Regions from separate parts of the Homo sapiens genome. Here region 1 is linked to region 2. Evidence: read pairs that join two places in POLR2A ChIA-PET (ENCODE). Cell type or tissue: B cell. All regions are shown on one strand. Each heading gives the region's core, and the rest is flanking DNA. Links, peaks and the distances in the headings are about the cores only.

What was found. Peaks named below come from ENCODE experiments on the same cell type or tissue, not always from the same donor. Only the 100,000 strongest peaks of a DNase experiment are listed, where the experiment ranks them.
Region 1: POLR2A ChIA-PET joins it to region 2 with 12 read pairs; 15 of 35 experiments call an interaction of 5 or more read pairs at or near these places.

What each region holds. Positions count from the first base shown.
Region 1 is chr16:4,555,950-4,558,853 of GRCh38, forward strand. C16orf96 (chromosome 16 open reading frame 96) reads left to right here and starts at 391. Exons shown (of 16, transcript NM_001145011.2): 1 at 391-960. The coding sequence starts at 541. In B cell, for the core only: no CTCF peak of the experiment used is centred there; no DNase peak of the experiment used is centred there.
Region 2 is chr16:4,469,187-4,472,090 of GRCh38, forward strand. NMRAL1 (NmrA like redox sensor 1) reads right to left here. Exons shown (of 6, transcript NM_020677.6): 3 at 41-279. Among named protein-coding and RNA genes, the nearest start is that of NMRAL1, 4.0 kb to the right of the region's middle. In B cell, for the core only: no CTCF peak of the experiment used is centred there; no DNase peak of the experiment used is centred there.

The sequences.
Region 1 (2,904 bases), core at 85-2,584, 87 kb after region 2:
TTGCCTCCCCAAAGTGCTGGGATTACAGGCCTGAACCCCCACACCCACCCAGCCAGTACTTCAGATTCTTATCTCTTTGTAAAACCTGGGTCTTCCTAACTCCAAGAAACCTGTCTTCTGCCCGGATTCGAGAAAATTCCAAGGAGGGAGCTGCCTCTCCATCCCTTCCATATGTGCTTCTAGGAAAAAGTTACCAGTCTCACATCACCAGAGGGCTTGAATGAAGAGGCTGCCATCAGCTATTCAAACATTCATCCAATATTAACTGAGCACCTACTCTGGGTGAGGCTTACCAGGGAGCACCTGCCCCACTCCAGACTTTGAATTGCGCCCGTTTCATCACATTCTTTGGTGTCCTGGCAACCAGAGACTCTGATCTGAGCTCCAGCCAGAACAGAGGCCATTCCTCCCTGACTGCTGTGACTCACCACCACCCCAGGCCTCTGAGGACCAGTCCATGTAGCTCTCGGAACCACTGAAAGCTACCCCTTGTCCTTGAGGACACCTGGAACCCCAGCCCCACTGACCCACCCTGGCAGGATGAGCTTCTCACTCACGTTCACCGAGCTGGCCAACATCGCCATCCCACAGTGCGGGGTGCTGAACTTCAAGGCCCTGCACCTCCTGCTGCACGGCATCTTGGAGCACATCCACATGGCCGAGCTCAAGAAAGTCCTCTCAGGCGATGAGGACTTCCTGCAGACCTCGCAGGTGGTCATCATGCCCAGGGAAGGAGACGCCCAGCCTATCCTCAACCCCATGAAGAGGCTCAGCAATGTCTTCGACCACGTGGTGAGCCGCCTCGACAAGTTGGAGAACCAGCTGGCCCTGCTGCAGGACCTGCCCTCCACTGCCCAGCTGCTGGAAGCCAGCCAGGGCACTGCCCGGCCCGTCCAGGACCTGTGGCATCTGATCAAGCTCCGGAAGATGGTGGAGGGTCATGATGAAGTCATGGCCAAGGTACGCCCCCAGCCTCCAGACACTTCTTTTCCTCCCTTCACCACTGGCTCTCTCCTGGGACGTCTTTTTTTTGTTTTTGAGACTCCGTCTCGCTCTGTCACCCAGGCTGGAGTGCAGTGGTGTGATCTTGGCTCACTGCAACCTCCGCCTCCCGGGTTCAAGTGATTCTCCTGCCTCAGCCTCCCTAGTAGCTAGGATTTCAGGCACATGCCACCACACCCGGCTAATTTTTGTATTTTTAGTAGAGATGGGGTTTCACTATGTTGGCCAGGCTGGTCTCAAACCCCTGATCTCAACTGATCCACCTGCCTCGGCTTCCTAAAGTGCTGGGATGACAAGCGTGAGCCACTGCGCCCAGCCTTCTCCTGGGACATCTTGTTGCTTACTCACCTACGATGGGCCATCTCCTTATGCAGAGTGGGAAGAAGGGTGCTTTAGAGTCAGGCACAACCAAAACGCCAAGCTTGCAGCCTCCATCAAGTATTGCAAAGAAGCCAGACACAAAAGGCTACCCAGTGTATGATTCCATTTATACGAAATGTCCAGAATAGGTAAATCCATGGAGACAGAAAGCAGTGGTTGCCAGGGGCTTGGAGGAGGAGAGAATGGGGAGTAATTGCTTTGTGGATATAGGGTTTCCTTTTGGGGTGATGAAAATGTTTTGGAACTAGATGGAGGTGGTAGTTATACAACCTCACTGATGTACTAAATGACACTGAATTGTTCACTTAAAAATGGCTAATTGTACATTATGTGAATTTCACCCCAATTTTTTTTTGAGACAGGGTGTCACTCTGTCATCCAGGCTGGAGTGCAGTGACTCAGTCATGGCTCACTGTAGCCTCGACCTCCCAGACTCAAGCAATCCTCCCACCTCAACCTCCCGAGTAACTGGGACCACAGGTGTGCACCACTGCACCTGGCTAATTTTTGTATTGTTTGTAGAGATAGGGTCTCCTTATGTTGCCCAGGCTGGACTCAAACTCCTAGGCTCAAGTGATCCTCCTGCTTTGGCCTCCCAAAGTGCTGGGATTAGAAGCGTGAGCTACTGTGCTCAGCCTTACCCCAATTTCTAAAAAATGCCTGGAGGAGCTACCATGGGAGAAGTACCAGAGTAGTCACGGTGAACAGGCACGCCCGGCCTAGCAGGGGAGATAGACACAAGTGAGTGAGAATCTCCAAGAACCAGCCCTGTGAGGAGCAGCAAAGAGGCATTCCTTCTGCCTTACAGAAGAGGAAACTGACGCTCAGAGGAGCTCAGTGATTGGCTGAAGGCCCAGCAGCTGGTGGGCAAGGGAGCTGCGCGCTGAGGCGTGGCCTCTGACCCTGGCTCACCTTTGACTGCTGACCCCTGCTAACCCCGACCAGCACGTGGACAGTGTTCAGTTACTGGCAGCCCAAGAAGAAATAAGAAAGGGAAAATAAGCCGAGCACAGTGGCTCACACCTATAATCCCAACACTGGGAGGCCAAGGCGGGATGATCACTTGAGCCCAGGAGTTCAAGACCAGCCTTGGCAGCGTAGTGAGACCTCATCTCTATAAAAAAATGAATAAATTAGCCGGGTGTGGTGGCGTCCACCTGTAGTCTTACCTCAGGAGGCTGAGGTGGGAGAATCACTTAACCCCAGGAGTTGGAAGCTGCAGTGAGTTGTAGTCACTCTCCTGAACTCCAGCCTGGGGGACAGAGCAAGCCCCTGTGTCTAAAAATAGTAATAATAATTTGGCCAGGCACAGTGGCGCACACCTGTAATCCCAGCATTTCGGGAGGCCAAGGTGGGTGGATCACCTGAGGTGAGGAGTTCGAGACAATCCTGGCCAACATGGTGAAACCCTGTCTCTACTAAAAATACAAAAATTAGCTGGGCATGCTTGCGTGCGCCTGTAGTCCCAGCTACTCGGGAGGCTGAGGCAGGAGAATCGCTTGAACCCAGGAGGCGGAACTT
Region 2 (2,904 bases), core at 298-2,797:
AGCCTGGCCGGGCCTCCCTGCAGCTCCTGCCTGCCCTCACCTGCTTGACCTCCTGCTCCTGGCTGCAGCTCTCCCAGTAATTGGTCACGATGAAGGTGGCGTAAGCCCCATTCAGGGCCAGCTCCATGATGACCTGGTCATCTTGGTCTCCCTGCACTACTTCTGCACCTTGCAGCCTCAGCTCCTTTGCTGCCTTCTTCCTAGGGTTTCGGGTCACCACTCGAACCTTGAATGTCCCATCTTCCAGGAGTGTGCGGGCCACGGAGCCACCCTGGGCACCTACAAAGAATCAAAAAGACCTCTCAGGTCAGACCTACCTGAAAGTCCCACTGAAGGGCGAAACCCCGAAGGGAGTGCTCCACCACAGCAAGGAGCATCCAGGAAACCTTCTCAACGACGATTCTCATTCAGGTATTTTTATTTTCTTTATTTTATTTTTTTGAGATGGAGTCTCACTCTATCACCCAGGCTGAAGTGCAGTGGCACGATCTTGGCTTGGTGAAACCCCGCCTCTATCAAAAAATACAAAAATTAGCTGGGTGTGAAGGCACATGCCTGTACTCCCAGCTACTCAGGAGGCTGAGGCACGAGAATTGCTGGAACCCAGGAGGCGGAGGTTGCAGTGAGCTGAGATTGCGCCACTGCACCACAGCCTGGGTGACACAGCGAGAATCTGTATTAAAAAAAAAAAAAAAAGGCCAGGCATGGTGGCTCACGCCTGTAATCACAGCACTTTGGGAGGCCAGGCCGAGTGGATCACCAGGTAAGGAGACCGAGACCATCCTGGCTAACACAGTGAAACCCTGTCTCTGCTAAAAATACAAACTTAGCCGGGCGTGGTGGCACCCGCCTGTAGTCACAGCTACTCAGGAGGCTAAGGCAGGAGAATCGCTTGAACACAGGAGGCGGAGGTTGCAGTGAGCCCAGATCACGCCACTGCACTCCAGCCTGGGTGACAAAGTGAGATTCCCTCTCAAAAAAAAAAAAAAAAAAAAAAAAAGGGCCTGGTGCAGTGGCTCACACCTGTAATCCTAGCACTTTGAGAGGCCGAGGGGGGTAGATCACCTGAAGTTGGGAGTTTGAGAACAGCCCGACCAACATGGAGAAACCACTGTCTCTACTAAAAATACAAAATTAGCTAGGCGTGGTGGCACATGCCTGTAATCCCAGCTACTCGAGAGGCTGAGGCAGGAGAATCGCTTGAACCCAGGAGGCAGAGGTTGCGGTGAGCCGAGATCGCGCCATTGCACTCCAGCCTGGGCAACAAGAGCGAAACTTGGTCTCAAAAAAATAAAGGTAAAAATATTTGTGATGTAATAAAGTAAAAAAAGTAGAATACAAAACCATATTCAGGCTGGGTGCAGTGGCTGTAATCCTAGCACTTTGGGAGGCTGAGACAGGTGGATCACGAGGTCAGGAGCTCAAGACCAGCCTAGCCAAGATGGTGAAACCCCGTCTCTACTAAAAATAAAAAAATGAGGCCGGGTGCAGTAGCTCACAACTGTAATCCCAGCACTTTGGGAGGCCGAGGCGGGCGGATCATGAGGTCAGGAGATCGAGACCATCCTGGCTAACACGGTGAAACCCTGTCTCTACTAAAAATACAAAAACTTAGCCGGGCGTGGTGGCGGGCGCCTGTAGTCCCAGCTACTCGGGAGACTGAGGCAGGAGAATGGCATGAACCCAGGAGGTGGAGCTTGCAGTGAGCCGAGATCGCGCCACTGCACTCCAGCCTGGACGACAGAGCAAGACTCCGTCTCAAAAAAAAAAAAAAATTAGCTGGGCATGGTGGAGCCTGTAATCCCAGCTACTTGGGAGGCTGAGGCAGGAGAATCGCTTGAACCAGGGTGGCAGAGGTTGCAGTGAGCCGAGATTGGGCCACTGCACTCCAGCCTGGGTGACACAGTGAGACTCTGTCTCAAAACAAAAGAAAAAACCATATTCAGATCTTGATGGGATTTGAATTCTTCCTGAAGTAGAATATAAAGCCATATTCAGATACACAACCATATTCAGATCTGCTCAAAAACGAGACAAAGAAAAATAGTTAACAGAAAGGAATACAAAAACTTATTCAGATCTCGATGGAGCTTGAGTCACACAGGCATGCGCATCGGTCAGATGTACCCTTAAGATTTTGCGCGTTGCAGCTGGGCCCAGGGGCTCATGCCTGTAATCCAGACACTTTGGGAGGCTGAGGCACGCAGATCTCTTGAGCTCAGGAGTTTGAGACCAGCCTGGGCAACATGGTGAAACCATATCTCTACAAAAAAAAACCAAAAATTAGCTGGGCGTGGTGGCATGTGCCTGTAGTCCCAGCTACCAGGGAGGCTGAGGCTGGAGGAAAGCCTGAACCCAGGAGGTTGAGGCTGCAGTGAGCCGTGATCACACCACTGCACGCCAGCCTGGGTAACAGAGTAAGGCCCTGTCTCCAAAAAAAAAAAAAAAAAAAAATTCTTTATTATATGTATATTTTACCTCATAATTAAAAATAATCTATAAACAAATACTGAATTCTAGCTAATGTTATGCATGCTTTAGTATGGAAGGGCGGTGTACACATATCTGCAATTTACACAGAAATGCATCAAAAATAAGGACTGAGGCCGGGCACAGTAGCTCATAGCTGTAATCTAAGCACTTTGGGAGGGTAAGGGGGATGGGTTTTGCTTGAGGCCAGGAGTTTGAGACCAGCCTAGGCAGCAGGGTGAGACCCAGTCTCTACAAAAAATTAAAAAATCAGCTGGGCCTGTTAGCGCTCATCTGAAGTCCCAGCTACTCAGGCGAATGAGTCAGGAGGATTGCTTGAGGCTTGGAAGTCAAAGCTGTAGTGAGTGATGATTGAGCCACTGCACTCCAGCCTGGGCAACAGAGCAAGACCCTGACTCAGAAAAAAGTGTACAC